Regions from separate parts of the Mus musculus genome. Here region 1 is linked to region 2. The links are chromatin loops, found by intact Hi-C in ENCODE. Cell type or tissue: heart. All regions are shown on one strand. Links, peaks and the distances in the headings refer to the core of each region. The heading gives the core; the rest is flanking DNA. Region 1 holds the start of Gm4319 (predicted gene 4319). Region 2 holds the start of 4933417E11Rik (RIKEN cDNA 4933417E11 gene).

Region 1 (16,683 bases), core at 3,922-11,921, 110 kb after region 2:
AAGGAAAGAAGGGATGAAAAAGATTACAGCTGTGTGATACAAAACAATTGTGGGTACTAATCTAAAAGAAGGAAGGAAGGAAGGAAGGAAGGAAGGAAGGAAGGAAGGAAGGAAGGAATTCTCAGTTTTCAACTTCAAACCTAGAAGCTAATCTTGTGTATGACCCCCATGGATTTGCATCCACGACCTCATGACTTAAAAATGCCAGGCTAGAGCATTGGCTTGGTGGGTAAAAGTACTTACTGCAGAACAACCTGAATTCACGTCCCCAAAACCCACGCAAAAAGCTTGGTATTAAACACATGCCTCTATGTAGCAGAGGATGGCCTAGTCAGCCATCAATGGGAGGAGAGGCCCTTGGTCTTGCAAAGATCATATGCCCCAGTACAGGGGATTGCCAGGGACAGGAAGCAGGAGTGGGTGGGTTGGGGAGCAAAGGGGGGTGGGGGGAATAAGAGACTTTGGGGATAGCATTTGAAATGAAAAAAAAAAATCTAACAAAAAAATGCCTGTAATATCAGAACCATTTCAAGGCAGAGACAGGAGGGTCACACTGGGGCTCACTGCCTGCCAACATAGCTCCAGGTCCAGCAAGAAACCCTGTCTCAAAGAATGAGGGAGGTGACAAGGTGGAACACTCAGCATCCTCCTCCAGCCTCCACATGCACATATACAGTAGCACAAATTCCCATGCGCATACACACACACACAAATAAAAATAAAATACCAAGGGGCTGGAGAGATGGCTCATCGGGTAAGAGCACGCACTGCTCCTCTGAAGGTCCTGAGTTCAAATCCCAGCAACCACATGGTGGCTCACAACCATCCGTAATGAGATCTGATATCCTCTTCTGGGATGTCTGAAGTCAGCTACAGTGTACTTAGATATAATAATAAATAAATCTTTAGAACCTGAGCGAGCAGAGGTCCTGAATTCAAATTGCCAGTAACCACATGATGGCTCACAACTATCAGTACAGCTACAGGGTACTCATATACAAAAGCACCATGATCTTCCCAGCCATGAGCTGACCTTTTGACCATGTTTACTGTACTAGGGATGACATCGCTCCTGTGGAGGAGGCCTCATAGCAATTAGAATGTGGTTGGTTACACCCATAACTGCCATGCCACTATCATACCACCTGAGCACATTTTGCCAGGCATGTTGGTATTAAAAGCAAGCAAGGTCTATAGATTACCATCTTTCAACTGCGGCCCCCATGTCTCTCCTAGTGCTAAATAAACAAACAAACAAACAAAAATCAAAACTGAATTCTGGATATTTTTCTCTACCTGAATGAGAACACTCTGATGAAAAAGCTAAAAGATAAATTTAACCACATTAACATTTTTAAAGGGGTCTGTTTAAACAGATAGCAATATTTCACAGCTCCCGTATTTGGTCCTCTACTGTGAGGGCACTAGAGGAACATTTTGATAGGGTGAACTCAGAATCAGAGCAAAGTAAATATTGAACTGGCTAAAGCAATGAATGGCCTTATTAGATCATTTCAGTGTAAGAGGCCTAGATAGAAATTAGTTGATGCATTCACAAAGGAACTCACACAATATGTACTCACTGATAAGTGATATTAGCCCCAAACCTAGGATTCCCAAGATATAAGATACAATTTGCTAAACACATGAAACTCAAGAAGAATGAAGACTGAAGTGTGGACACTATGCCCCTCTTTAGAATTGGGAACAAAACACCCATGGAAGGAGTTACAGAGACAAAGTTTGGAGCTGAGATGAAAGGATGGACCATGTAGAGACTGCCATATCCAGGGATCCACCCCATAATCAGCATCCAAACGCTGACACCATTGCATACACTAGCAAGATTTTATCGAAAGGACCCAGATATAGCTGTCTCTTGTGAGACTATGCCAGGGCCTAGCAAACACAGAAGTGGATGCTCACAGTCAGCTAATGGATGGATCATAGGGCTCCCAATGGAGGAGCTAGAGAAAGTAGCCAAGGAGCTAAAGAGATCTGCAACCCTATAGGTGGAACAACATTATGAACTAACCAGTACCCTGGAGCTCTTGACTCTAGCTGCATATGCATCAAAAGATGGCCTAATCGGCCATCACTGGAAAGAGAGGCCCATTGGACACGCAAACTTTATATGCCCCAGTACAGGGGAACGCCAGGGCCAAAAAGGGGGAGTGGGTGGGTAGGGGAGTGGGGGTGGGTGGGTATGGGGGACTTTTGGTATAGCATTGGAAATGTAAATGAGCTAAATACCTAATAAAAAATGGAAAAAAAAACAAAAAAAAAAGAAATTAGTTGATGGTTTTCATTAGTTAAGTTCAAATTATTTTTCTCTAGAACAAGACTGCTTATATCAAATTGCTTACAAAGTCAACTTGCTTACATTAGAGAACCCTCCCATCTAAGGTCTCCTAATTAGTCATTTTCCTGTTGCTCTTGATGATGATTTTGAGGGTTTTGGGGACAAGGTCTCTCTATGTAAACCTGACTGTCCTGGAACTCAACAGAGATCCACCTGTCTGGATCCACCTTGTCGCGAAAGAAAACATCGTCTGAAGCTGAGTGGAAAGTTGTAGCGGGAGGGACAATGTAATGGGAAACAATCTACTTCCCCCTTCTGAGCACTGAGATGGAAGGCATGCACCCCCACGCCTCGACTCTAATTAGCCGTTTTAACAAAAGGACAGAAAGTGTGCTCTTGTCTGCGGGTTCCTAAGCTCCTCTTCTCCTTCCTCCATCTGTCTAAGTGCTTCCCACTTTGCAGATTTCACTAGAGACTACCAATGCCACCACTTCTTGCCCTAACTAAAAATACATGTAAGGAAAAAAAAAAAATGACATGCCTCTGCCCTTGAACGAGTGCTGAACTGTAACCTCTAAAGATGTGTACAGACCTACCCATTATACTTCCGGTGGAGCAGAGCTCAACCAAGGTGAGATTTAGCCATAACTATTGCCTCAGAGATGTGCCTAAATATTCACTATGGCTCTATAGTTACCTCCGTCTCTCCCTTCCCCAGCACCTAAGTGCTACCTACAGACGCTTGATCAGGGCTTGGTGAATCTGTTTGGAAAGAACATTGTAGGTCCTTTTCTTTTCCTAAAAGCTTGGTCCATTGTCTAAAATAAAGTGTTACCATTAGACAACCAAATCTATAGAAACTTTTTAAAAAGAAACTATAAAATAATCAACTGGACCAGAAAGATTATAAGGTCCTCTTCAGCGGGAAACAGGGCATCCTCTAAGTATAGGCTTCCGGATGGCTTGATTCTGTGAGTTCGCTGCCTTTCCTTGGCTGAGCTATTTTGCAACTTTTACATTGCAAAGTGTAGCAATAACAACATCAGTGAACATGAGAGATTGGTTGGCACCTCTGGAGGGATTCCAGGTTCTTGTGTCCTGGAACAAACATCGGCCGAAGGCTTGTGGAAAGTAGCAGGAGGAGAGACCATGTAATAAGAAACAACCTACTTCCAGAGACCATGTAATAAGAAACAACCTACTTCCAATGAAGAGGGTAGGGCTGGGAGAACTTTGAGAATCTCCATCAGTGATACTATGCAAAGGATGAAGCCTTTATGCCACATCCCCAGGGTTATCTTGCTCATTTGCATAGTGTAGAGTTTCACGAGTGTTCTTGGCCCAGCAGGATAGTGTCTGTTTTCATATTATAATAAGGCACACATCATCTTCAGACATATAGCGCGTACTTCCACCAATGGCACCAGCCCGTTCCAGTCAGCCTCCTGAAGGGTGGGAGTTGTGAGCTAGCCAGCCTTTGCCAGAGATTTTTTTGTCCTCTGTGTTTTTCTCATAAGCATTTTGCAGTGTTTTATACGCGGTCCTCAGGTCCTCTCCATCTGCCCTACTCTCTGGCACCAATAATAATTCAAATGACTTGTCTACAGGCATGAAAATTAATCTTTTCCTCTGCAAATATAATTGATTTCTAACCTCCACCACCACACCCACTATGGAACAAGCCAATTTTGTATCCATTTGTAAAATTATTACAGAATTATCTGATGGTTGTTTGAATTTCTCCTTTGAGGCCATTGTAATGTCGCAAGGTTCCCTCATTAATTAATGACTTAAATAAAAACCACTAACTGGTTCAATTTATATCAGAGACTTGTGATTATGTTGTGTTTTTTAAGGTTTTTTTTTTAATTCTTTTAGTTTCTTATTTCTTTTATGTGTGTGAGTGTTTGGCCTTGCATGTCTAAATGTGCACCATGTACATGCCTGGGGCCCTCAGAGGCCTTCCAGGCCCTCCAACTGGAAGTGGAGTCACAGGTGAATGCCATATTGGGTGCTAGGAACCAAAACGATGTCCTCTGCAAGAGCAGCCAGTGCTTGTAATCACCGAACCATCTCCCTCTCCCCTTTAAAGTTAATCTTTAACGTTAAAAATCCAGACCACCGTACCAATACCTTTCCATCCTTCATTGAGGAATCCACGGAGTCTATCTCAGCATCTCCCTTCTAGCCTCTATCCTGTTCTCTCCCCATCTCCCACTCATTATCCATTTACACTTAACTGTGGCTTCCCTGGCAATCAGTTCCTTCTAGAGGGAGGAAAGCATTGCTCCCTCTAGAAGTCATGAGAAAAATAAGGCTCTCTGTCGCTCTATGGACATTCAACAGATTGAAACACCAATGTGCTGCGTTAATTCCAAAAGCAAAGAACCCCCCTTGAGAACCAGACAAAAGGGTGATCTAGAGGAATAGTGCAGAATACTTGCTGGTCAATCCTGAGAACCAGAGTTTGAATACAGGCACCCATGCAACAAGCTGGGAGTCCTGCAAATACCAATAATTCCAGGGATAACTGAAGGGAGGGCAGAGACAAAAGGATCACTGGAGCTCGAGGGCTTCTCATCTAGCTGAGAAAATGCAAGCCCTAGGTTGGAAGAGACCCTGTGTCAAAGGAATGGGCCGATGGTGATCGAGGAGGTCACTTGATGTCCTCTTCTGGGTCCATGCATACACAGGAACAAGCATTCACACATATGCACATACAGACACACAGACATCTAAATAAATGCCACATAAAACTTTTGTTGTTTTTGTTTTCCGAGACAGAGTTTTCTCTATGTAGCCCTGACTGTCCTGGACCTCACTCTGAAGACCAGGCTGACCTTGAGTTCACAAACATCCGACTGTCTCTGCCTCCCACGTGCTGGGATTAAAAGTGTGCCCCACCACCACACAGCTGATTTTTCAGTCTTTTTCATTTTTATGTTTTATATGGGTGTTTTGTCTGTGTACCACTTCTATGCCTGATGCCCTCTGTGGTCAGAAGAGGGTGTCAGGCATCCTAGAACTGGAGTTACAGATGACTGTGAATCTCCACTGGGTGGTGGGTCAAACCCCAAGTCCTCTGCAAGAACAACAAAAGCTTTAACCACTAAGCCAACTCTCCAGTCACTATTTAGGGTGTTTTGTTTTGTTTGATGTTGTTGTTGTATGGTTTTGTTTGCTTGCTTGTTTTGAGAGGGTGTTTTTGTTTTTTGGTTTTTGCTTTTTGGTTTTTGCTTTTGTTTTTTGCTTTTGTTTTTTGTTTTTTAAGAAAGAAAGTGGAAAGACTAGGAAGCAAAACTTCTCTGCCACTGTGCATTGTTTTTCTTGTTTTACTAAAACTATACGTTATCAGTTTGCCTTTTCATTAATGTGGTGATTTTAATTGACCTACTCTAGGCTTTGTCCCCATCTCTTTCTTGGCTTAAAGCAAGTTGTGTTTACATTGCTCTATTTGCTAGGAGTCCATTCTCATCAAAGAGCTCACACCCTTGAAGGGACCACCCCCAACCCTCACCAGTGAATAGCTACAATTAATTCAGTGTGACTATGCAACACTTTAATTTTAATAATAATAATAATAATAATAATAATAATAATAATAATAACCTGTCCATCTTCAAGGCTGCTGACAAGAAGGAGCTCCAGCTAGTTAGCCCTACTAAGGACCCCACAGAGCACTCAAATCTCTAAGCCTGGACCTCTTTGTCACGTAATTTGAACAACTTTCCTCAGTCCGGTATCTATCTGCGTACAAAATAGTAGCTCTCAGATCTCTCAAACAGCTGGCTAGCAAGTTCCTAGACAACCTCGTGCTTAGTCTGGCCTTCCCGTTGACAACTCAAATATAGAGTTAAGAGTGCATCTCCATGAGTATTTAATTGGTTGGGACGCCCTGTGCTCCGGCTCAATGTGTGGGGGCTGTTCAACCCCGGGTGGGGAGGGACATCTTCCAAAAGTGAAGTAGGCAATTTCTCTCCCCACCTTCAAGAGTTTGTCAGTTTTCTGAGTAATTTTTAAAGCGCATGCTGGACCTCCCGCCATTTCCAAACGCACAGGCTTCACTTAGGCTTTTAAACTTTCTATTTCATTACAGTACAAACAGCCCTACAAGGCGGCCTCCTGCTTCTCCCCTCAGGCTACCCGGAATTATTCATACTCAAGGTCTACAGAGGAACAGCCCTGGGAAGGAAAAACAGGCTAAGAAGTGAAAGCAAATTAGTAATCCAAACCGCCCTCTCCCTGCCTGTCACTGGAAGGCCTTTGGTGTCTCCTTCCACAGTCAAGGGGTTTTCTGAGCCCGAGATTAAAGGATACATTTTCAGAGCTCAGAGAACAGACATCGCGAGGAAAGTATATCCGCGCAAGGCAACTGGGACAAACGGAGCATGTGCAGAATGTCAGGGTGCGCCTTAAACTCCACAGATAGATCTGCCCGCGGTGGATGTTTGGAATTCCACCCCTACGGGCCTTTATTATTTTCCTTATGCCCTGCAGGGTGGAAGCGAGAGAGGAGATGAAGCTGTCCTTGGAAGTGTTCTAAACCTTAAAGCAGGGGACATCAATCAGGGAGATCTTGTCCCACCGGGATATTTGACAGTGTCTAAAGGATATGTCTTGATTTTCACAGCAGCCGTGGCAGACTGGGAGCTGGCAACTAGGATGCAGCGAACATCGATGACGCCGCTGAGCACATCCGAAGGGACCACCGATCACGGCCCGCAATGAAGAATCCTGTTCTAGAATGCCAATAATGCTAAAGCTAGAAATTGCTGCCATTCAGAGTATATACAACAAAAGCAGAATTTTGAAAAATCCTCAGGGCTGGCGAGATGGCTCAGCAGGTAAGAGCACACTCACTGCTTTTCCGAAGGTCCTGAGTTCAAATCCCAGCAACCACACCGTGACTTACAACCACCCGTAATGAGATCTGATGTCCTCTTCTGGTGTGTCTGAAGACAGCTACAGTGTACTTACAGTGCATAATAGATGAATCTTTGGGCCGGAGCAAGCAGGGATTGAGAGAGTGGAGCCGGCCAGAGCGAGTGGGGCGGACAGAGCAAGCAGAGGTCCTAAAAATTCAATTCAGTTCCTAACAACCACATGAAGGCTCACAACCATCTGTACAGCTACAGTGTGCTCATATACATAAAATAAATAGATAGATAGATAGATAGATAGATAGATAGATAGATAGATAGATAGATAGATCTTTAAAAAGAAAAGGAAAAGAAAGATCATCTCCTACTACCCCGGCCCCACCCTCTTTTCTCATACACACATACACAGAGAAAGGGGGCAGAGGAAAGAGAAAACTGATTTCATTGACACTAAACCTGTACTGTCACTTGTGGCTCTCCTCAGAAGATTAGACTTGATATAATCCTCTGTTGTCACCATCTTGAAGGCCCAATAACTTGGGAAGCTGTTCTGTCTCATTTTTCCCTGGCCCTGAAACTTACAGAACCAGGTCCAGCACAGGAGATGCCACCATTTACCGGAGCAGATCCACATAGTTGCCACGACACCCCTTGCTGCCTTTGAAACTTTGGCTTATCTGAGAGCTGACACTAGAAAATACGCTTTATTGTGAATTTCTATGAACCTGCAAATTTCCCTGCCCGTCAAACTGGCTGGAAAATCCACACAGGGCATGGAGTGGCCTGCATTCTGTGGATCAAGCAGCATAAACAGTATTTTTTCAAGAAGACCCTGTAGAGAAACCACAGGGACAGTAGAGAGGGTCTTCACTTCTACCTGGGCAACAAGCCTATATCCCAGTAACCCTTGCAGAGGAAAAAAAAAAAAAAAAAAAAAAGGCAAGGAAACAAAATTCATTTACAAACTGTCAACACACCTATGAATATGAATGCTGAAAACCACCCCCAGCAAGGGAGGGACCATCTTACCTTCTTGTTAATCACTGCCAAGCTAATATTATGGGTCAATCAGCAACAATGTCCTGGCATCTCTGAAGGGATATGTGACCTCTATAAGCAAACTTGGTCACACACAGTACCAGACAGATCACTTAACATGCCTCGGGTGGAGGGGTAGAGAGTTCCTGGTCTGTTAAACATACAGAGATGGTCGTATACATGTCTGAGATGTTTATAAGGGGTGGGGGATACGTTCGGTTTTAGAGTCTGCACAGTTGAAAAGCCTTTTGCAAGAGCGCTGACTCCTAGGTGAGGAAGCACATCCATGAGTCTCTGCTGCCATCTGCTGGCCGTCCTCCGAGCTGCGGTTAGCACGGTGAACTCGGGAGTCAGCGCAGAGCTACATTTACAACGTAAATGGGCTTTGGGGGGGGGGGGGAGCATTAGAGCACAAATCATACTCACTGCCACATTAGTAAACAGTTGAGAACATCGATAATAATTTCTGATTATGTAGGCAATTCTACTGAAAACGGTGCTCACAGCAGAATTCATCACTGAAGCCTGTGAGCAGGCAGCGCGGACTGAGCTCTGCGGGGGGGAACAACAGTGCAGGGCTGTGGGAAAGGGGAAAAAAAGGTCTGGGGCTGAGGGGACGTCAACAGGCTCCGATCCTAACGGGTCTTTAGAGGTGACTATCTACTCCTGCAAAGGAACGAAAACAAAACTAAAATTTTGAGCCTGCTTTTCCAGATAAAATAAAAATATGATCGCTATCCGTTCTTAAACAATACCTCATTGCTTTCTTCAAAAATAACACAAATTAGGTCTGGAGAGATGGCTCAGACATTAAGGGCTAGGCTCACAACCAAAATAATTCAAATTAGATTAACAATAATGACGGTAGTAATGATATAGATTCCGTAAGACCAGAGACTGTTTTATTTTCACGACTAGTACAGCCACACACAGTAGGTACTCCAAGAGATAAGTGCCTAGTCAGATGTGACAGTGGACACTGGAAGTCCCAGCTGCTTGGAGGCTGAGAGGTGAGAGGACCACTTGAGCTCACAAGTTCAAGACCAGTCTAGGCAGAATACTTGGTCTCAAACACAAAATAAAATGAGATACATGCTTAGCAAAGGAAGCTGCTAGCCCCTGATAATGGTCCTACTGTTGAGTTCTTTAGATTCATTTCACTTTTATAACCTGAAGGTACAATGTTATTATTCATGTGCTTTTAAAGGAGATATACCCAGCAAACAGACACGGGTGCTTATTAGCATGGATTAAACATTCATAATAAAAAAGAAACATAAGAATAAGAGGCAGAAAGATCTTCACATTTGAGGCCAACCTGGGCTAACTGGCCAATCTAAATTACCTACCAAGATCTTGTCTCAAAAATTTAAAAAAAAAAATCAGTGGCTGGAGAAACGGCCCGGCAGGTAAGAGATTTGCTGCTCTTGCAAAGAACTCTGCATGATGGCAGCATCCACATGATGGCTTACAACTGTCAGTAATTCCAGTTCCAGGGTCTCTCTTCAGGTACCATACATTACACTAACATACGTACAGGGAAAAGATTCATACATATAGAATGAAAATACGTTTTAAATTTATTTTATGCGCATGGTGTTTTGCCTGCATGTCTGTGTGCCATGTGCTTGCCTAGTGCCCAAAGATGTCAGAAGACACTGTGGGATCCTCTAGGGCTGGAGTTTAAAGAAAACAAAAATGCATTAGGGGCTGGCAAGATGGCTCAGTGGGTAAGAGCACTTAAAGACTGCTCTTCCAAAGGTCCTGAGTTCAAATCCCAGCAACCACACAGTGGCTCACAACCATCCATAATGGGATCTGACGCCCTCTTCTGGTGAGTCTGAAGACAGCTACTTACATATATAACTAATAAGTAAATAAATATTATTTTTTTAAAGTATTAGCTGCCTTTAGACTACACATATAATATGTACTGGAGTATAAATAAACCTAATGTTTACACTTGATACATGAAGATATTCTAAAACCAAGAAGAAAGACGATAAATGTGTCTTACACGCGTTCTCACGACCGGCCAGGAAAGACACAACAAACCAGAATCTTCTGCGGCAAAACTTTATTGCTTACATCTTCAGGAGCAAGAGTGCAAAACTCAAACCCAAAAACGAAAGCGAAACCCCGTCCCTATTTAGGAGAGTTATCCTTCGCCTAGGACGTATCACTCCCTGATTGGCTGCAGCCCATGGCCGAGTTGTTGCCACGGGGAAGGCAGAGTACATGGGGTGGAGAAATACCCTTGGCACATGCGCAGATTATTTGTTTACCACTTAGAACACAGCTGTCAGCGCCATCTTGTGACGGCGAATGTGGGGGCGGCTTCCCACAGTTCCCCCTTTTCTATTAATAAGAGCAATAGGCCACCCATATTAATGAGAGTGGAGATAGAGGTCAAATCCCCAGTGTGCAGGTAAAGGAGCCATGTACAGGATTAGCTCTTAGGCTCACAGGCTTTTACCCAGAGCAACCCTGACCTGCTCTCGTGTCGTTTTACCTGGAGAGAAGGACACTTGGACACTCAACCTTCTTGAAAGATGACATGTCTCCCTAGAATAGGCTCATATGTGCCGCAGAGCCCTTCTACTGCAGTGCTTAGCCGTGCAACTCTCTCGGGCTGCTGAAGCACACTCACTCTGTCCTGTGCAATGAGACTAGCCTCGTGGTGTGCAAGAGCTGAGTGGCCAGCGACCTATTGCTTAAGCATAGATAACCATAAATCAGGGGAAGCACCATGTTCTAGAGCTGCAAGCGCCTGGGCAATAACCACCTTGTCTCTCCTAGTTTGGGCCTTAAGCTTACAGACCAACCAAAGAAGCAACACTAATCCACAGCAAAGTGTATCTCCAAATAATATCAATCCCACCCATTCTTTAAAGAAGGAAAATGCTGAGGAGATCCAATTGGGTAATCCTTTGGTCAGGGACAGGTCCAAGCGCGTGGAGTTGACCTGAAGTCTCAATTCCCGAAGGATCTGTTCAAATTCAGCCGTCCAATTCTGTAACATATACTGAGAAAGACTTTTTAACAAATTAGCTGCCCTAGTAAATTTCTCATACTGAATGGAAGTAACACACAATCCCGGAAACTTTTGTTCACATCCCAGCTGAGCTATTTGCCATAATACATCTAGTTGTTTCTGGACAAGATCTATGAGTTGATTAACCAGCATGAGACCACCCTGTATCTTGACATTAGCTGAGGCCTGTTTATCTATGACTGTAGTCACTGAGGCTGACAAAGTGTTAATGGTGTCAGTCGTCTGGACCTGTCTAGACAGAGCCAAGGCTGTCTGAATCAAGGCCAAACCCAGTTCCTAGTTAGTGGTAAAAAAGCAGGGGAATACTTGAGCATTATACATCACCGGCATTGGGAGTGGAAATGTCGACATTATCCCCCAACGCTGCTCTCTCTTTATTATTGACGCCCTGGACATCACCAAGACGAGGGACATCAGTATTCTCTTGGTCAGTCTGGATTTTTTTGGGTGAGTCTTTCTGGTATCCAAAATGGGTTGTCTTCATTTTGTGGGAAAACACAAATAGCTCCCCTGGATCTTATCAAAATAGGATCCGGGCCATACCATTTATTATTAAGGACATTTTTCCATTTAACCATCTCATTGGGCCTATCTGGCTCTGAACAATGACGTTCAGCCGCAGTATGGCCATGAGCATCAATATTTAAAAAATTGAGTGTAAAGAGTGCCATAGACACAGACACTCTTGGTACTCGGGGTAAAGCCTCCTCGATTCCCCTCTTCTGTTTTAATAGATAGGATTTGAGGGTGCGATGCGCACGCTCAACAATACCCTGTCCTTGAGGGTTGTATGGAAGTCCAGTCAGGTGGGTCACGTCCATCTGACGGCAGAACTGCTGGAATTTTTGAGATGTATAAGCTGGTCCATTATCAGTCTTAAGGAGTTTGGGTTTCCCCCAAGCACTCCATGCCTCAAGGCAATGTTGAATCACATGTGAGGCTTTTTCTCCGGTTAACGGAGAAGCAAACATGATGCCAGAACATGTGTCAATGGACACATGGAGATATTGAAGTTTTCCAAAGGAAGAAACATGTGTAACATCCATTTGCCAGACCTGTAGAGGTCGAATACCGCGTGGGTTAATTCCCACATGAGGAACTGGCAAGAACTCACAGCAGCTTTGACATTGAGTAACAATGTCACGGGCTTCTTTTCTTGTCAAGGAGAAACGACTGTGTAATGTTTTAGCCGTCACATGAAAATTGTTATGAAAATTTCTTGCAGCCTCTACCGGGGATGATAGGGCAGCAGCCACCACTTTAGTGGCCTTATCTGCCAAATCATTTTTTAGAGCCATGGGGCCAGGTAGGCCTGAATGGGCTCTAACATGAGTAATATAAACAGGAAATCTTTTAGATAACAAAACTAATTGTATCTGCTGAAAAATATTGGCAACTCTACTGGAAGGCTTAATCACTCTAGCCACTTCTAAAAGATTTACTGCATTAACCACATAACAGGAATCTGACACAATATTAAGGGGTTCTAAAAAGGTTTTTAAAACTTCTAAAACCACTAAACATTCTACCACTTGAGGTGAATTTTCATTATATTGTTTGGATACCACTTTACCATTAGCCACATAGGCACCTATGCCAGTTTTTGATCCATCAGTATATACCACAATCCCATTTTTAAGTGGGTTTCTTACTGTTATTTGTGGAAACACAACAGATTGATTTTGGGCAAACTGTAAAATTGGATGTTTTGGATAATGGTTATCTATTTGTCCTGAAAAGGAGGTAACTAAAACTGCCCAATCATTAGATGTGGCTGCCAAGGTTTGAACCTGTGCAGCGGTATAAGGTACAATTAAAAGATATGGACTTCGCCCAAAGTGGGTGATTGCTGCTTTTAGGCCTTTAAGGGCAAGCTGTGCAATTGCATCAGGATACCAATCTATTATTTTAGCTGGGGATACGTTTGGATGGATCCACAACAATGGCCCATTTTGCCACAAAACTGTGGTTGGCAATTGTGCTGTCTTAAAGACACACAAACTGAAAGGCTGTGAATCCTCAATACGTTGTAATTGTGCATTCTGTAAGGCATTCTCCACCTTTTGTAAGGCCTGGTTAGCAGCTAGAGTAAGAGCCCTAGGGGAGGAGATATGAGGATCTCCTTCTAAAATACCAAACAAAGGCCTTAACTCAGCGGAAGGAATCTTTAAAAAAGGTCTGAGCCAATTAATATCTCCCAACAGCTTTTGAAAATCATTTAAGGTATGGAGGTGATCTCTTCTTATCTCTACCTTTTGGGGCACAATCTTATCTGGGAACACCACAGAGCCCAAGAATTGTCCTGTATCAGAAATTTGGACTTTTTCTGTGGCTATCTGTAAACCCCACTAACTTAAAGTTTTAAGTAGAAAAGGATATGCCTTTTGTAGTATGGTAAGGTTTTTATGGCACAGGAGGATGTCATCCATGTAAAGGAGCAAAATTAAAGAGGGGAATTGTTCCCTCACTGGCAAAAGAGCTTTTTGCACATAAAGTTGGCACATTGTAGGACTATTGGACATTCCCTGTGGTAAGACCTTCCATTGATACCTCTTATCAGGTTCCATGTGATTAATAGAGGGGATGGTAAAGGCAAATCTGGGCCTATCCCTTGGACACAAAGGTATAGAAAAGAAACAATCTTTAATATCTATAATAATTAAATTCCAGCCACGTGGTAAGGCGGAAAGTACAGGGAGACCCCTCTGTACCGGGCCAAATAAGTTCATTTGCTCATTAATGGCTCTGAGGTCATGGAGCAGTCTCCACTTTCCTGACTTTTTCTTAATTACAAAAATTGGAGTATTCCAAGGTGAGGTAGAGGGTTCAATATGGCCTAGTTTTAATTGTTCCTCTACCAGTTGAATCACAGCTTCCAGTTTTTCAGAGGATAGGGGCCATTGAGGAACCCACACTGGATCCCCTGTTTTCCATGGTATGGGTCGTGCTGCCCCAATGGCCTTTAGGGAAAACCCAGACCCTGTCTGTCTTGGTTTCCATTAGGTGAGATGGGCTCTATCCTTTTCTGTTCTTGATGTCCTAACCCTTTTCCTTCTTTATAACCCATCTTTGCCATGATATTTTTTGCTTTAGCTGAATACCCTCTCGATGGGGCGTTTTCATTGGACAAAATAAGGCCCAAATGCTGCATAATATCCCTTCCCCAGAGGTTAACCGGGAGTGGGAGCACATAAGGTATGAATTTCCCTTGCTGCCCTTCAGAGGATTCCCACGTCAAGGCAATGGAGCTTATAGTGGGACATGATTGATAACCTAGGCCCTGTAATGAATGAGATGACTCTGTGGTGGGCCATGTTTTGGGCCACCAATGTGTAGAAATTATACTTTTATCTGCTCCGGTATCAAGGATGCCTTTAAACTCTTTTCCGTTGATCTTAAGGCGGAGCTTAGGTCTATCATTTAAAGATACAACCAAATAGGCAGAATCATTTCCTGAGGAGCCCATTTTCTTTCTCTCAGGTCCTGTAAATTTTTCCCTGGTATTATCAGGGAGGAGCAGCAGCTGAGCTATCCTATCTCCTTTACTAATAGAAAAAAACGCCCTTAGGGCTTGAGCACAGGACCTGTATTTCAGGGGAATGTTGACAATCCATAACTCCAGGGTGGACTACTAAGCCCTGCAAGGTGAGTGAACCCCGGCCGAGAATAAGGCCCATGGTTCCCGGGGGCAAGGATGGTATAGGCTCCACTGGCACCGGCTGAATACTCATTTGAGGCATTAATAGGAAGTCGGAGGCGGCACGCAGGTCCACCCTTGTGGGTCTTCTTGGGTCGCCTCTCTGACTGCTTCCTGGGTCCTGACAAACCGGTTCCCATATCTTTGAGGGCCCTGGGACCGAGGGCCCGATGACCCGTTTTTTGGCACATCAGCTGATTGACTATCAGGCGGGGGAAGGAGTCTGCCATTTATATCCCTCACAGAGCGACACTGGTCGGCTCTATGATAACCCTTGCCACACTTAGAGCAAAGAATGAGAGTCCCCCCCTGTTTATCTGGAGCTCTGCAATCTTTCTTAAGATGCCCAGGCTTTCCGCAGTTAAAACATGTTCTCTGATCATTTCTGCCCATGGAGCGGTTTTGGGATTGAAGGATGGCAGCCGCTAAACCTGCATTGGTGAGAGGTCCCCCAAGCTCTCGACAAACCCTGAGCCAGTCTTGTAAGCCTTTGTTCTTTCTTGGGGCTATGGCCGCTCGGCACTCCTTTGTGGCTTGCTCATAAATGAGCTGTTCTACCAGAGGTGCGGCTTGCTCTGAATCTCCAAAAATACGCTCTGCTGCCTCTGTCATTCTGGCCACAAAATCTGAGAATGACTCCTGAGGTCCCTGGACGATCTTTGTTAGTTGTCCAGTGGCTTCACCTGCTCGGGAGAGCGCCTTTCAGGCCCTAATAGCCGTGGAGGAAATTTGGGCATAAGCTCCCCAATGGTAGTTTGTCTGATCAGCAGAATAAGCTCCCTGACCCGTTAACAAGTCAAAAGTCCAATCTCTCTGCTCTGGAGTCAAAGCAGCTGCGTTTGCTCGGGCCTGCGCTTGTGCAGCCTCATGCCAAAGAGCTCTCCATTTTATATATTTGCCCATACTAGGGAGAGCGGCTTTTACAATCGTTTGCCAGTCGGCAGGAGTTAGTGTCATGCCGGCAAGCCTGTCTAACTGCACCAAGGTAAAATTAGCATTGGTTCCATATTTACGGACCGACTCGGCAAGCTCTTTAATCTGCACATATTCTACCGGAGCGTGGACACGCCCACCCTCGGCTCCTTCAAAGACCGGAAATGCCTGTTGTATTTTCCTTTGTTCCTCTCTGGGAATGAATGAGTCTGCGCATTGTCTCTCTGCGCATTGTCTCTCTGCGCATTGTCTCTCTGCGCAGGGCTGACGCACTACACAGGGCGGGGGCTCCGCATAGGGCGGAAGTGCACCTTGAAGCCGACTGCCCGGAGGCCAAGCAGTAAACTGGCCTTCGCCAGCCGCTTTTGGCTTTTTTCTTGACCAATTAGCTCGCATTTTATCTGGCTGGCACTTTTCTCTCTCATAACGAGCTGCTTCTTCCTCCCAGTCTGTTTCTTCAGAGGAGAATTTGTCATCTGATTCAGAGCTACTAAGAGCTGGCTTCTCTAATTGATCTTTTTTCTTTTCTTTTTTCTTTTCCTTCTTTCTAATCTCTCCCCAGGTTTTCTTACCTGACCTTAACTTTTCCTCGGGTTCAAGACCCTTGGAAAGGCCTGTATACTTATTTTGTGTACCATATTTCCTCTTTGCTCCTACTCTCTCTCTCCGCTTTACTTCTGATAGATTGCCCTGAATTTCATCCAGAATTTTTAGCCCTACCTTAATCACTTGATAACATGTGAAAAAGAACAAAAGGGCTCCTAACACTAGAAAAAAT
Region 2 (16,683 bases), core at 5,929-13,928:
CAAGCAGAACGGGAACTGCGGGACTGTTCCTAGAAACACTTCCACTCCCCATCAGATGATTCACCTGTGGATCTCCGCGGAGGTTTCAGTGTGTGCTCAGACCTCACACCACAGGACTCTCCTGGAGGGGAGTTTCCAATATTGACTTAGGAAAGGTCAGCTCTTGCTTAGTGCCAGAACCATGGTGGGTTGCAGCCAGAGCCTCTGGACTCCATTCCTGCATCCCACCCTTCCCAGTATGCAGGACTGAAGACTTAGCATTGGGGGGGGGGGGCTGCTCCTCAGATCTCCAACAGAACCAACTGCCCACTAGTGTACCACATCTCCTCAGAGGTGGTCCAGTAAGATGGAACTCCTAGACGGGCTGCAAGCTTCAAGTGGCCCTTGGAAGTCCGTGGGTTTTGAGCATTTAACTCTTCTCCTAATCTTTAACACGTGACCTCTAAATCCTAGGTCTGGAGCCCTGAAAATTCTAATGAAACGCAATGACTAGTGTAAGACAGTATTGTTTTTCATTTGCTTGCTTGTGAGTTGGTTCTGTGTTTTTGTTGTTTTTGAGTGAATAGGAAAACACGATTACACTTTTTTTTTTTCCTGAAGCTTCCACTTTCCTCAAATTTTCCATTTGGCGGCTATGTATTAAGCCTATTCTTTGTGACCCCAGCTAGTCATTATCATTATGAACGAGAAAATAGAGCAGATGTCTATTTGGATAATGGTGCTGACTTAGTAATCTAGGGAACACTCTTATGGAGGAAAGAGCTCCAGTGAACACCATGTGTGTGATCGGGGCAGAAGTGCAGTTCACCGGAGACATCGTACCAGCTCCATCAGAAGTAATGAGATGTGCACGTGCCTGTGTCTATGTGCTCAGCTGCACATTTGCAATGTGTCGATTCAGAAAAAAAATGAGATTTCTGATTTGCAATGTGTTTGGTTTTCCTGTTTTCCCAGCAATGAATAAAAACCTGTCTTGTAAGGTCAAAACAGCTTACATACAATACCTTCACATGCCGTATAGGATCCTAGCAAAATCTGCATGCACGCTCAGGAATCACTCTCTCTAGAACCAGCATCCTGTTGCAATCCCTAAATGGGTCCTTGAGCGCTAACCAAAACAGTGTTAGCACTTCAAAGTTCACAGATGCGTAAATTAGACAGGAAGGTGAAGGATCAAGGAAGCAGGTTTCTTCATTTCTAACTGCTGCCATCTGGTGTGAATCTAACTCCCGGGGAGAAGCAGACTGGCAGGTGACAGCTTAGAGCATGGCCGGTCCTTTAGGAATGCCACCCAATCCTTTTCCTTGTAATTGGTACCTGCGTTTACATAGATTTACATAAATTATGTATCCGTTCAGATCCTCTTAGTGCCCATTTAGCATTAAAATAATTTGATATTTTTAAGATACCAAGTCTCTTATTTCCTTTCTCTTTTTTCATCTTGCTGTGTTACTCTGTCACTGTGGGCCCCACAGTGGTATCTGTCAATGGAGAAGTCATTCATTTATTGTGTCATGTAAATTGAGGGAATCTGCAATCTTGGCCTGTCCTTTTCACTGTCAATCCAGAGCCAACTTCTGTAAACTTTCTAGGGCTGGATGTGGGAAACAATGAAGATAACACTGCCTTCCTGCTGGTCCCAGAGGAGGCAAAACCTCCTAGCAGATAAACATGGCATGCCTGATTCCCACAGCACAACAGAAGTAGGCAAGCTTGGGGTCACTGGTGTAGTCCCTTCTATTGTGATGATGGTGCTCTCTGCACATTCAACTGTATATCCATCCTGTCCTTTTCAGAAAGGACTCAGGGCATGTCCTCTTCTCTGCTTCCTGGAAGTTCTCACTGACAGTGCTTTGTCGGGCGCTCGTTGCTCTGGTCGTCCGTGACACTCTCTTCTCTGCTATCCAAAGGCACTTAGGAACACTCACATGCCCTCAAGCCCAGCCCCCACACTGACATGAAGCTGTCCTATATACTACAATGGATTTCTTTCTTCCTTGTATTCCAGTGATGAGACCGCTAGAGGATCTTGGGCTTGAAACTTACACAGCCCTGCAGCTCTGCACTGGCGTGTGTATTAGTAGTCCTTGGAGAAGTTGGGCCCTACCCTCCCAGGGAGCTAAATTAACCATAGTGGAACAGATCTCAGCAGTGCAAGCCTTGGTATTCAAAGCATGAGCCAGAGTTGAGAATGCTATAAAACTCACTGGATTTACCAGTAAAGGAAATCTTCACTTGGGAGGGTGTAAACTCACAGAAAGATAAGCTTGGGGTCTCCCCCACTTTCAATGCACACACCATTTTCTTTTCCTGTAGAAGTGATTATTAAATATTTTTAAGAAATAAAATTTTTTTTAAAAAAGAAAGAAATAGAAGAAAACCAAGAGGTTCACCCAGGGTTGAAATTTAGGAGACATATTTGTCTTCCGGGTAATCCTGTCGGGAGTTTAATAGAAAATGAAATCTTTCTTGAGTACAAGCTCTTACTCTCCCCAGCTTTACGGTGACTCTGAGACTCGTGGTCTCCTGTAACCTGTAACATAAGAACAGTAACATAGACCCTACTCGGCAGCCTTCTCGGTGGCTCCAGCGGGACCTGGCTTCTCAGTTCAGGTCCTAGAAGTCAAGAGTTGGTTTGTTAGAATTTTAAGTGGAAGCTCCTTAGTCTAAATCTTCTAACTAATCCAAGGGTTAGTCTTCCCCAGGCTCCAGAGAGTTCCTCAGACACTTCCCCAGGAGTGTTAGATGACCCTTATTCTAAAAGCCAACAGGGATCTGCGTTAGCTAAGCAGCTCTTTGGCCTCTCTTGAAGTGCCTTTTAGAACCCTTAGTTTCCTTTTCACTAAGCGAGCACTAAGCCTTAACCTGAGACCTTTGAATATTAACAAAGAACAAGAACCCAGGAACGATCATATTCCCATGACTAAACCAGAAACTATAGCAAAACCAGTCACAATGTCGATGCTCAGCCAAAAAGGTGCATTTCAATCTCATATAGCTAAGGAGTCTTGGTTAAATCATGCTCAACAACTCCGTGCCATGCAAAGACAGATTATTTGTGATCTATACTATACTATGTGGCTCCCCTTACATTATACTTATTGCGCATGAGCTTCTAGGCTTTCCAATGGATTACTTTAATGAGCTGGGCAATACTGTGTACACATTGCTCCATCTCATCCTCACAGGAACCTCAGAAGGTAAGTGTCACCACAGGTGAAAATTATTTCCCAGGTGATTCAGATAGCATCGGCCCTAGGGGATGGGTGAGGGGCAGGGAAGGGGCTCAATCAGTAAAGTGCTGTCTATACAAGCTCGCAGACTTGAGTTTCTACCTCTAGCATCCACGCACAACATCAGCATACACTCTGAATGCAAGCACTGAGAAGGCAGAGACAGGAAGTTCTCTGGAACTGGGAGGCCAGCCAGACTATCTGAATCAATGAGTTCCAGAATCGGTGACAGGCTCTGCCTCAAAAAGTATCATGGAAGCAGGGCCGTGGTGGTGCACACCTTTGATACCAGTGTTCCAGAGGTGCACTGGTCATCAACAACTGGTATCTATATGTATAGTCTCACACACACACACACACACACACACACACACACACGCACACGCACACGCACACGCACGCGCACGCACACACACACACACCCCACCAGGACTTGAACTCCTGTTGGTCCAGATGGAAAGGATGGACTTTCCAGGATGTATGTGACTTCCGTCTCTGCTGAAAGAACAAAAGGAGCGCGTGTTGCTCAAATGCTCACCTTCCCTGCTCCAGACTGATCTGGGTAGCCTCACGTTTGAGAAGACAGGCTGAATCGGTGCCTATAAGGATCCACTCTCAAAGCAGGTTTTTCAGAAACACGTATTTTAGTTAAAATCCGCTGATTGGAATTTCCACAGTGATAGTTTTGCCCAACTTCCAAAAACAGATGGATTTAAATAATTTGTCTTGTAGGGCCTGGTAGTGTAAGAGTATCCAAGCCTTTTGTTGTTTTGTTTGCTGGTATAGTATTATTACTATTACTATGACTATACACTACAATCCAATTTTCTTTCAAATAATCATTTTGCCGTGAATATGAGTCATCTGTCATCAGTATGAAGGGGAAAGGCTCACTTCCTTTTCCATGGAAGATATAAAGGCTTGCTTTTTATTGATTTTTTCCCCCTAAGAAACTCAAATTTTTATATAATAATGGAGAGCTTTGAATATGGGGAGATGTGTCCCACAAGCGTGTTGAGTGAACACGTGGAAACATATCTTCTCTTGGATGAGGGTGGCTGGTCAGGCCTGTCTGCAGCTGAGAACACCAGGATGGCCTCTGGCCTGTAAGTCCCTGGGATGCCTGCACTGTACACTTTACATGCTTGAAGTTGGTCGATCTTCCCAGCCACCACCAAGGAAGCTGATGCTGAGTGAAGCTAAGTCACTTGGCCACTGTGTTCTCACAGCAAGAGAGAGCCAGATCCTGCGGATCCAGCCAAGGTCAGTCTTTCCATTCACCTTTGTCCTTTGTGGCTGCGACTGAATCTGTGATCTGTGGTGTTGCTCTGGGCCCCATTGTCGCAAGGACTGAGTTTCAGGAGATAACCTCAGAGGGGTCCTGAGATCTTGCCTGCCTTTCCTGATCCCAAAGCACTAAGATACACAGACAAAAACACTATCAGCCCCCTGCCGCCTCTCACCTCCTGCCTCAGCAGCCTTTAGGGACCAGAGACTTTTAACTTACCCAAACACTCCTCCTGCAAGACAAATATGTGCTAATCATGCTAATCGGTTCCCAGCCAGTCAAGACTTCCTGTTTCCCTTGGGTTTTAAGAGAGCTGCTGACCCCCTGCTAAGGGTTAAGTTTATATTCGCTGAAGAATTAGGGGTGATACCACACAGTTTTTCTCTCACCAACTAAAGCAATTCTCATAGATATGTCTCTATCAGGCTGTTTACACAAAATAGGCTTTCCTCTGTTGTTCTAAGCTCCGTGTGAGGATTGAGCTCATCTTAGAGCAACAGATGTCACCCAAGAAGAATATAAACCATTGTTCAAATGAAACATCAGGACCAAATTGTGATGCTTCTGAAAGCCATGGCCAGCTTCTGTCATTTTTATCATATCTGTAATTAAGTCACACATCCTGAGATGTGAGACGGTCCTCGCCCGTGTGGGCGCACTAACCTGAAGTCTCCCGGATCCAGTCCTCTGCTGATCAATACTTTTCTGGTCTTTGTACCAAAATAGCATTTCTCCTAGACTAATGTTCTTCACAGTTTTGTCTGGAATAATCACTGTGGGAAGACACAGAATTAGGTTGACTCTTTTTTTTTTTTTTTTTAAAGATTTATTTATTATTTTATGTAAGTACACTGTAGCTGTCTTCAGACACACCAGAAGAGGGAGTCAGATCTTGTTACGGATGGTTGTGAGCCACCATGTGGTTGCTGGGATTTGAACTCTGGACCTTCGGAAGAGCAGTCGGGTGCTCTTACCCACTGAGCCATCTCACCAGCCCCCTAGGTTGACTCTTAATACCAACATTTACAGAAATTGAGAAATGTTCTCATCACAGGAAGCCCCTAGTAAAAGCTCACTGAGAATCCTTTCTTCAATATTCATTTGTCATTTGAAGATGAAGGAGGCACACATGTAAGGCTCCTCACTCGATTTATATATATGTATGTACATAAGTACGTATGTATATACATGTGTGTATGTGTGTATATGTGTATATGTGTGTATGTGTGCATGTGTGTATTGTGTGCATGTGTATGTGTGTATGTGTGTGCATGTGTATGTGTGTACATGTGTATGTGGGGGGTATTCTGTGGGGATATGTGTGTATATGTGTGAGTATGTGTGTGTATGCTTATATATGTGTGTATATATGTATATGTGTATATATGTGTGTGTTTGTATATATGTATATATGTATATATGTGTGTATGTATATGTGTATATGTGTGTATATGTGTATATGTACATATGTATGTGTTTGTATGTGTATATATATGTATATATGTATATAGTATACTGTCCTAAAAGCTCTGAGTATAGCTGTCACAAACACAGTGGATTACCATCTAAAAGTGTACAAAGCCCAAAAGGACAGCCAGGAGAGAGACAGGAGAATGGGAACATGGGGACTATTTGTAAAGCACTACCTTCCTAGGAGAAGAACATGGGGATTTGGGATGGTGGGGAGCCTACACACGCCCATGTGAGGAAGCACATACAGTGGCCAACACGTGCCTGAGCATGCTGTTTAAGGTCACAGATTACACACTGACAGGAGAAAGGTAGTGGGCAAGAACATAGCTGGGCATGCTCAGTTCTGTATTGTACTGAGGTTTACTCCACCAGATCCTCTAAAACAGCAGATCTCAACTCGTGGGTTCCGAGCACTGGCAAACGCCTGTCTCCAAAAGTGCTTACATTGTGATCCAGTAACAAGATTAAGTTGTGAAGTAGCAATGCAAATACTTTTATGGAACATAAGGAACTGTATTAAAGGGCCCCAGCATTTGGGAGGTTGAGAACTGCCGCTCTAAACGAATGAGGTGAAGTGACTCCAAGGCTTTGGCTGCTTCCCTTTACCTTTCTCCAGGATGGAAAAACAAAAAATAAAACAAAAAACAAAACAAAACAAAACAAAACCAACTACCCAGGCAGTGGTGGCGCATACATTGAATCCCAGCACTTGGGAGGCAGAAGCAGGCAGATCTCTGAGTTCCAGGTCAGCCTGGTCTACAGAGTGAATTTCAGAATGAATGGGGCTATACAGAGAACCCTTGATTCAAAAAAAAATCATAAATAAGTTAATTAATTAATATTCTACCTCTTATTTTAAAAAAACACAAGAACGAATAACTATTTATTAGCAATCTTGTTCGATTGGTTTGGTTACTTTTTTTACTATTTTGGGAGACAGGTTCTTACTAAGGACCCCAGACTGGTCTATGACCCACTGTTTATTCCAGGTTGACCTGAAACTCACAGTTCTACTGCCTCAGTTTCCCAAATGCTGATATTATAATGTGCACTATGATGCCTGGTACATTAAGAGTCTTTAAAGGAGTTATAGCCTTCTCTGTGTTAAGAGTAGGAGTTTACTCTTAATGGTTCCTGCTCACTTAGCAGTTAACACTGTGCCTTATAATTAATGGGCTTTCAACTTTTTAAAATTTTAATGGATGTGTGTGTGTGTGTGTGTGTGTGTGTGTGTTATACGTACTCATATACATGAGTGTGCATCAGCCAGGTGAGAATCACCTATTAAATCAAGCTCTGAATTGCTCCTTTGAGGTAGGGTCTTTTCCTGAACCTGAGGTTAGCCTGGGAGCCCGCAAGCCTTAGGGAGGCCTTGTGTCTTGCTCCTCACCCCAGCCCCTCCAGCTCTGGCATTAGAGGAACCCCAGAGGCTTCTGCCGACTTTGTATATGGATGCTGGGAACTCCAGATCAGGTCCTTGCGTTTACACAGCAAGTCCCATGCGTACAGAGCCATCGCACTGATGGTTTTCATGATTTAGAGTGTTTTTAGCATACTGATAAAACGATAATAGAATTGGATCTTAAGAAAAACCCTCTGTGCTAAACATTGTGTTCTGTTTGTGGAAAATGTATTTTGTACAAGAGAAAGTATACACCATGTCTTCACCCATCCACTTGACACATCTGTGACAAAAGACAGATTAGCAATAGAAAAGCATAATAACTTCACTTTAAATTTAACGTGGCATGGGAGGGTCAGAAATGAAGTTTGCCTAGCGGGCGTGAAGCTGCTGGTTGATTTTTTTTTAATACCACGCAGGAAAACAAAAAGAACAAACCCCAAAGACCCAAGAAAAGCTGTGTTTTTATACTTCCATTCCACAGAGCTAGAGAGCTGCAGAGACGTGTGACTAGATAGAAACGGACTATGACCTCAATAAGCTGAGCTGAGGGCATCTCACAAGGCCTGTTTACGCAGACTCTTCTTTGCCTGGATGGCTTCCCACTGGGATAAAAGTTTTATCTCCAACTTCAGGCAAAGTAGGTCAGAGAATTCCTTTAGGATTATATGTCAGGAGAAAAGAGAGAGGTCATAGTGACCATATCTTTGCAGTTTTATCAAGTGCCAAGAGAGCTTATTTGGGGGGCCCTATATCGGAGCCCCAACAATCAATTTCCTTTTCTATTGTCCTTTCATTCTTTCTCTCTAAGTATACCTATCTCCTTACCCCAGAAGCCATAAGTAAAAATTGTCAGACTTTAAGCTCTTCAATATAACTCATTTTCTGTATGCATATCATGACATTGGGAAGGTAACTAAAGGAAAACCAACTTATGTAGGGACATATGCATTCATCTTTCACTAACCGTGGAATGGGACTCACGGAGACAAAATCCAGTCTCATCTTGAGGGGTGGAGTTTTTTAAGTCTCTGATGGGTCTTCCTTCCCCAAACTTAAAGTTGTTCAGATTGAAGAAAGACAGGATATGGATAACTTATAGGCCCACGACTGTCTGTAAATGCGTCCTGATCCATCTCTGAACTTGTTAGCCCCACCCCACCCCACCCCTAGTCAGCGGGGGTGGAGGGGATGTCACTGGTGGGAGATAAAGCCCATGGGCCTTTGTTTTAAGCTGCCAGGATTTCATCTCAGATCAGGAAAGGGAGAAAGAAGCCAGACATCTTGCAAGTCTGCCGCCTTTATCACCTAGCCACGGCCCCTCCCCTATCCATTTGCCCACCAAGAAGTCTGTCTAACTCCAACGCCACACCACCAAGTCTGTTTCCAAGATCTCTGCTCTGCTTTCCATATCACCTACAGAAATCTCCAGAGATTCCACTCTGTCTCTTAGGTCCCCACATCAAGTACTATTTTTATATAATATTGTATACATCTTAGATGCTCTGGAACCATAGAGCAGAAAAAAGTTTGAGAAACTATAAAGAGAAACAAAAGAACGTCATGGGAACAACTAAGAAGGTAGACATAGTGGGGAGAGGAAGTGGGAGCCCCAGAGGCTAGGATGTGACTTCTAGGGTAACTCTGGTAAATGCCTGCATGAAACCCTGCTGAAACGGGGTTGGGGTGGGGCTTATGGAGAAAGATCCGGAAGGCGGGGAGACGCTTGTCCTCATTCACATCAGCATGCGTGAGTTATTCCAGCTGACTCACTGGGCTGTTGCTGAGACAGTCCAATGTCACCAGTGCTGGATATGGAGTGATTCATTGCAGACGTTCTCCCATTGTCACTAACCAAAAAGAGACCCTTTGCAAGATTTCTCTCTTCCCCACCTTCTAAGCTCATGTTATTGTTATGCTATCTATTGGACAACTGACCCACAAAACGAAGGCGGTGCTCCTTGATAATTGATGCATTAAACAGCCTCCCTACCAGTCTTCCAGAGCTCTGTAACCTTCGATAGCATCTTTGCATCTACCTCCCAGGCTGACTGAAAGTAGCTTTTGACTATCTCAAGACACAGTGCAACTCCTGAAGGTGAACTTCATGGATGCTGGCAGAGGTGCATGCTGGGAGAAGTGCGACTGTGTCACACTACTCAGTGAAGCTCTGAAACCATCTATTCGGGGGGGGGGGGAATGGTCACACATCAAGGGCGGGTGCCCATACTGGTACTGCAGATCTATACCCCACTTTGCCCCAATGTGATCTCCAGGAGATGAGTGCACAGCAGCCCTCTAGCTTGCTTTGTCCTCTGGCTTCCACTAGGTAGAGGAATTGGCAGGAGATCAGAAATTGAGTGTAGTGAGCACTTCTGGAAGTGAGCTTCCTCCCACGCCAGCCTCCTTCCTTCCTGTCCTCCAGGCCAACTGACTGTGATCCCGGACATAAAGCTCCTGTCTGGTAAAACATTTCTCTGCCAAGAGCTCCAGTGTGTTTCTGAAAAACCACTTCCTTGAGCCTTCTTTGAGGCAAGCAGAAACTGATGTCTTTTCCTGGCCTCTGTCATGCTTTGGTTATCACTTTTAGCCTTACTCATATTGCCAGGGGCAGGGGGTGGTTTTGTTTATTTGTTTGTTATTTTAGGTGTTGGAGTGAAACCAGGTCCTCATACAAGCTACACAAGCCCTTGACCACTGCATTATACCACTCCTCTTCAGGCCTTCAGTTGAGCTTTTAAATATGCTATTAATGTCTACTTCCTACTGGAACTTTGGTGCATACACATTTCTTCATTCAGTATTTTAGATCCATCTCAACTTTCTAAAACACAGCCACATTCTGGCATGTTTATTCGCATTTAAGAGTGCTTTTAGATTGGATTGTAATTAAGAGCATTTTTAGATTGCAAAGAAGTGGCTCTCGCTTCTACTTCCAGCAGTCTGAAGATCCCTTAGGGCCTACTTTCTAGTGAAACAATCATAGCTGATGAAAATCATTTTCTGAGTGTCTAGAAACTGTCCCAAGGGTCCACTGAAAGACAGAAACATCTATTCAAGACAATCTGATAACTCCTTGTAATAACAGAGAGCCCATAATACTTAAACCACGACCAGCTAGCACCTCAATTCCTGGGCAACTTACTGGATTCTCAGCTTCACCACTCCTAGGCAACTTTGTGGATTTTCAGCTCTAACTGGGAGCCTGGCTGACAGATATGGCTTCCTCTTCCCCTAGTCCCTTCTCCTAGTTAAGAAGTGTGTGTCTTACCAATGGGAATGTGGCAACGTGTTTCTCCTCTCTGCTCCAGGCTGAAAATATAATTCCTAGTCGGCGTAGCCAAGAGTATGGGTGCTTGATATGCCAAGTACAGGGACCCCAGCTTGCTCAAAGGGCAAAGATTTCACAAGAGATGAAGTCAGCCAAGATCAGAGGCACTTCTCCCCTGCTTGACAGCCAGAATAGGGATTCAAAAGAACTACAGCATCCATAAGAGCAGAAGGTTCCGAAGCTCTCTCTAAAGAGCCTCCTTCGCTGTGGATAAGGATTGCTCAGAGAATGGAGATTTCACCAGTAAATATTAAAAGGAAGCTAGACATTATCAGAGATGACCAGGAAAGAGACAGCTAAGAGGTACCCATTCCTGTCAGAAAGTACATTAAAGACTGTCCTCGAAAATTACTCTTACTAGGGCTAGTTCACTGGATGGAGGGAATGAATGACCCCCAACCTGAATTTATTTCAGTCGAAATGTAAAACAAATTGTGTCCTAAGCATTGTCAAAACAATGGAGGAAATGGTGAGAGGTAGCGGCTCAGTTGAACACCAGATAAAGGCAGAGAACCCAGGGAAAGAGAAAATCTAATAGCAGATATAAATCTACATCTACCCATTATAATCAATTAAGGGTGACAGGACATCCAAGCGGATTAAGGCGCCAGACTCAAGCTCTGCTTCACCGATTATAATGGTGAAATGATGAAATAATATAGATCACCAAACTCTATTTAAAAAATAAGATTATATATACATATATATAATGAAAACTAACCATAAAAACCTGGAACAGGGTGTGTTATATGCCTGTAACCCTAGAACTTGGAAGGCTGGGACAGGAGGGACTCAAGTTCCAAGGCCAGCCTGGTCTATGAATTCTGACTCAAAATAATACAAAAGTGATTCAGTTATGCCAATGGTAGACCTTGTTACTTTACTTTCATCAATGAACAGAGCAACCACACAGAAGATAGGTAAGGAAACAGAGAGAGGGCTTAAAGACATTAAAAGCCAATGAGGCATCAATAGAGCAGTTCCCAGTGACAGACTATGTGGATGGCTGTCTCTATGCAGGTGAGGGCAGGCACAAGATAAGGCTAGAGCCTGTGACTGGGCAGCAGAAAGAGAAGGCAGGCTGAGAGTTTTAGAGACAGTACAGAGAGATAGAGAGACTGAGGGAGACGGAGATGAGGAGACAAGATGGAACTTATAGGAGAGAAAGAGGAGCCAGAACCACACATTCCTGAGAGCCATAAGTATTGGAGATTTCTCAAATAGATTATTAAATAATAAGTAGAATGTTGTTTGCCCCATCTAGGTGTGTAGCTTGTGTTTATATCAATTGAATTAAATTAAAAGCCTCTAGAGTTTTGATTTTACCGGGTTACCAGGATTTGTGACAGCTAACCACAGCGGGTGGATGTCTGGGAATATGAGCAGGATCTGCCACAAGAGAATGGCTGGAGACCACAGAGACACTGGGAGCAGGGAAATCACCATACTATGGGTGCCTTTTTTATATTTCACGCAACAAGACTACAAGTCTCAAATGCACATGAACACTCTCTGGGGTAGGCTACAGGCTAAATCATGAAACCGTTAAAGCTGGGTTTTGACCCAGGGAGTCACTATGCAGCCCTGAGTATAAATGTATAGATGCCCATGATAGAAAAGAAGGATCTCAGCTTGTTAACCTACCCTGAATCCTGAAGACCCTAGAAAGGGCAGAGCACTGAGCCAGAAGCGTGCAGAAGACAATAATGAAGAACAGAGCAGAAAGCCATGAAAGGCAGTTGTTTAAAATTAAAAAAAAAAAAATTGTAAAGAGTAAAGAGCTGGATGTTGTGGCTCATACCTCTAATCCCAGCACCAGGGAGGCAGGTGGGTCCCTGTGAGTTCGAGGCCAGACTGATCTACATAGTGAAACCTTACATTTAAAAGAGGAAACTGAAAAGGCAATAAAAAATTAAATTAAATTACAAGTTGGCTCTTGGGGCTGAAGAAATGGCCTAACCACCCTTTAAAGACAATAATAGCTCAAAGTGCACCAAAACTGTGTGGCTGACACAACACAGGCGAGGAGGAAGCCCAGCACTCGTCCCAAAGCTACACTCGTGCTCTTGGGTGTGTCTTGCTTTCTTCCCAAGCACCTCTCTCAGTCCGCAAGCTTAGCATCTGCACTAAAATCCTTTCATTGACTTCAACTCTGCTTCACACTGGTTTTCCCTGACATTCTTTTCTGTAGCTAGGTCAGGTGTCTGAATAGAGGTCTCTGAAGAAGGAACTCAAGCTACTGTCAGCACTATAAAGCTGTGGAGTGGGTGGGGGTGGGGGGGTATGTGTGTGTGTGGTGTCTGGTGTGATGTGAGTGAGTGGTGGTGGTATGTGTGCTGTGCTGTGTGTGGTGGGTACTGTTAGTGTGTTGTATGGTGGGGGGGGGACATGGTATGTGTGGTGTCTGGGTGTGGGTGTGTATATCCTGTTGCCACTGACAGAGTTTTAAGAATTTTTTTTTTCCTAGTTGAAATCAAGAGTTCAAGGTAAAATTCGCAGATGCAGAAAATGCTCTCATAACACTCAGCCACAGTGAGAATTTGGAACTATTCAGTAAATCCAAGTGAGCAAAAGAATACATAAAGTGGCTTATGAGCTCTGGTGACCTTCATTTGACCTCTCTGCTCTACCCTCCATCTCTGCTTAGATCCAGCCATAAGCCTTTATCAGATATCAAGTCATCAAGTTTCCCCATATTTGCCATAAAGTGTTGTCACAGACTTGAGAAAAACTTTGCAGGAAATTTAAGCATTTAAATTCTGTCATAGAGAGTTGATACTGTAGTTCAAGTTACAAAAGCAAGAACAAATTCAGTAACCATACATACAAACTTACCATGTGCTATAAGAGAACTAAAGAGAGCAGGAACCAGCTCCTTGGAATATTTTTGGCCTACATTTAGTCACAGTTACAGTGCCCCAGGGGCAAATGTGGCCAGTCTAAAAAGGTTTACTCTAAGTTCTAAAGTTAAACTTGATTCATAGTAGTGCTGTGCCTCTGGGGTAGGTGGCCAATGTTCTGAATCTAAGGGCTGTTTTAAGGGGAGAAAAATTAGATCAAGATGGAAAATGTCCAACGAAGAGGCTAAATATGCTCAGGAAGTGTGGTTAAAAGCCCATGAATATTAATTGGGCCAGTTCAAACCATAAGCCCCTCAATAAAATAAAAATATTTTTGGGCTCTAGGAAAACATAAAGTGGGCTGTTCTTCCCAGGCTCTCAGAAATCTCCGCATTCTCTGCATTTGGCACTGCTGGTCCCAGATTGCAAATTACAGAGAAACTGTATGTGGAGTACTTCCTGATTCAACGTCCCCAAGCAAGAGAAACCAGAGTGAGGCTGTGGGGCTACCTCATTGAGAGCCACAGCCCACCCCCTCCCCAAGTGCCTGGTAGAGACTGGCTTTGTCATTTCCTTCCCACACTCCCACCACACCAGAAAAGAGAGCTCTGAGCTCTGAATCTTTAGCCAGATGGAGAAATCTCTGCTCAACCTTCTCAGGTTGGCTCTCGTGTCATGCCTTTCCCTACTTCCCTGTTCATTTCCTCATGTGTGTGCCCTAAACTAGTTTATATACCAGACAGACTTCCTTTAGATGGGAGGGGGAATCACATATTGAGCTACATACAAAAAGCTTTCAAGACTTGGGAATGTGTGGTCTTCTTATTAGACACATTGGTGGCAACACTATTTGGGCTGTATGTCAAAAACCTTGGGACAGTGGTACCTAGAAGTGGGCATAATCATAACCTAAATTTATCATTCTTTTTGTTTGTTTGTTTGTTTCTCCTTTTTGTTTTGTTTTGTTGTTTTTCTGAGACAGGGTTTCTCTGTATAGCCCTGGCCCAGTCCTGGTAATGGAGAATTAGACTTAGTCTCCTAAACTGCTGATTTGAAGCCTGTCATGGAGTCAGCCTGTTTCACATTCACTAGTTCATTCTCAGAAGGACAAATGGCTGCTGGTTGCTGTGTTTGCTGCATTTTCCTTGTGAAATACATCAATGCAGAGACTGAACACCTAATCTAAAGCATAAACTTTCAATATCTAGAAGGATTATTCTCTTTACAAGAATGTTCAACACACATACAGAGAGCTGTGGCTTCACCTTAGAAATTTAGGAACACTAAGTATGAGCAACATTCCCAACAAATTAGTTTTTAAAACAATCTCTCTCTCTCTCTCTCTCTCTCTCTCTCTCTCTCTCTCTCTCTCTCTCTCTCTCTCTCTCTCTCTCTCTCTCTCTCTCCCTGTCAATTTGAGCTTCTAGACAGCCCAACCCAGTCTCCCCATCTCCCAGTCTTCCAGGTGCTGAGACTGTAAGCACTGATTGCCACAGCCAGTGTCACACATAAAATATTCAATGAGTGTTTTCTGTTTTATTTTTTAAGAAGACAGGTTACAAATATTACTGTTAGTTTTCTCTTTAGTATACTGCCTATATATTTATTGGTACTTTATACATAACTGATCCCCATCAAAATACATATTTTAAATTCATTTCTTTAAGTCACTGGTTATTTTAATTAGTCATTCATACGATTAAACATTTATTAAACACATAATGTCTTGTATGCTTTTATCTTGCACAATCGATGGTTAATACCGCCATACCTCTCCCCTTGTGCTCTGAACAGCATGGATTCCCCCCACACACTAACAAGAACTCAGACTTTAGTTGTAACCTTGCTCCTTTCCATAAAGTAAAAGCAAGTCTTGCAATGAATGTAATTGCATATGAACCTTTAGCACGTGATACATCAACATCAAAAAAGAAAAATAAATAAATAAAGCTAAAGATAAGCCCTTAAATAAGTTCCAGAACAGCCCTTTCCCCTGGCATGGATCAGATCAGCTGAAAGGTGCTGAGAGACTGAAGACAGGCAAACAGATTGAAGATTACACAGTGTACTGTGTACTGGGGCTAATGGCAGTGCCTTGTGAATTACTGCAAGCCAGTCAGAAGGAGGGGGTCTGTGTATTAATTAAGACAGAGGAGGCATCAACCCAGCTGGAAGGTACATGTTTTATATCAACCTACTATCAGAATCAGACACAACCCTAGATTTAGCTCCAGTTATAAAGCACTACAGGTTACTCAGATGGTCCTATCTACATATCAATCTGTATATCTATCCATCACTTATTGAGGAGTTGGATTTTTTACTGTTTTTTTTTTAAAGTAGGGTCTCTCACTAGCTAGCTAACACTAGCCTTAAACCTGATTTTCCACCCCCAATTGCTTGTACTGCAGGTGTCCACCTCCACACCATAGAAGTTTTGTTTTTGTAGTATATGCTTGCAAATTATGCAGGAAAAATCAACTAAGGTTACTCTGAGGCAGGCAATAATGGTAGCTATAATTCAAGATGGCATCAGTTATGTCAAAATGAGTCCACATAAAGTGGTATTGAGATAGGTAGATAAGTGTACTTTAAAAGAGGAAATAAATATACCATAAAACAGATAAATTCTATGCATCAGAAGTTAATAAAATTACAGCTAAAACATGAATAAATTTCTTTATTATGTGGTACTAGGGATGTTTCCTTAAACCATGACTAAAACCCAAAAGCAAAACTAAGAAAGACTGCCAAAAGAGAGATAAATAATTGATAAATTTCATGGTATAAATTTTTTCAAACATTTATAAATGAAAATATCAAAAGTAATATAAAAAAGGAACAAATGACAACAGATATACAACTTATATCACAAAAGGCAAATATTCTTACTGTACAAAGAACCTTTGAAACCTGGGGAGAAAAAATTATCGACTGCTATCCAGGGACAAACATGAATAATTTCCCAGAAGCTCATAGCTGCTGCTGAGAGATGAGTGGTTTTAAGTTTTCTAATTCATCAGGTTGGGAGAAATCCAACAGTTTTAATGACAGACACATTTGGAGAAACTATAAGAAAACCATCGGTTTTGCTAGCAAGTCTGTCGGAATGAAAA

Evidence for each region. Hi-C counts contacts between places; a loop is a spot of excess contacts. Peaks named below come from ENCODE experiments on the same cell type or tissue, not always from the same donor. Only the 100,000 strongest peaks of a DNase experiment are listed, where the experiment ranks them.
Region 1: it touches region 2 in a loop (2.8-fold over the local background); 2 of 42 quality-filtered maps call a loop at or near these places.

Annotation. Positions count from the first base shown.
Region 1 is chr1:72,115,326-72,132,008 of GRCm38, forward strand. It overlaps Gm4319 (predicted gene 4319), which reads right to left and starts at 8,433. Exons shown (of 3, transcript NR_166632.1): 1 at 8,212-8,433. In heart, for the core only: a CTCF peak has its summit at 8,524 (motif pointing left); a DNase peak (open chromatin) is centred at 8,516; H3K27ac peaks cover 190 bases.
Region 2 is chr1:72,004,948-72,021,630 of GRCm38, forward strand. 4933417E11Rik (RIKEN cDNA 4933417E11 gene) reads right to left here and starts at 248. Exons shown (of 3, transcript NR_040454.1): 1 at 65-248. In heart, for the core only: a CTCF peak has its summit at 9,711; DNase peaks (open chromatin) are centred at 9,144 and 9,804; H3K27ac peaks cover 1,585 bases.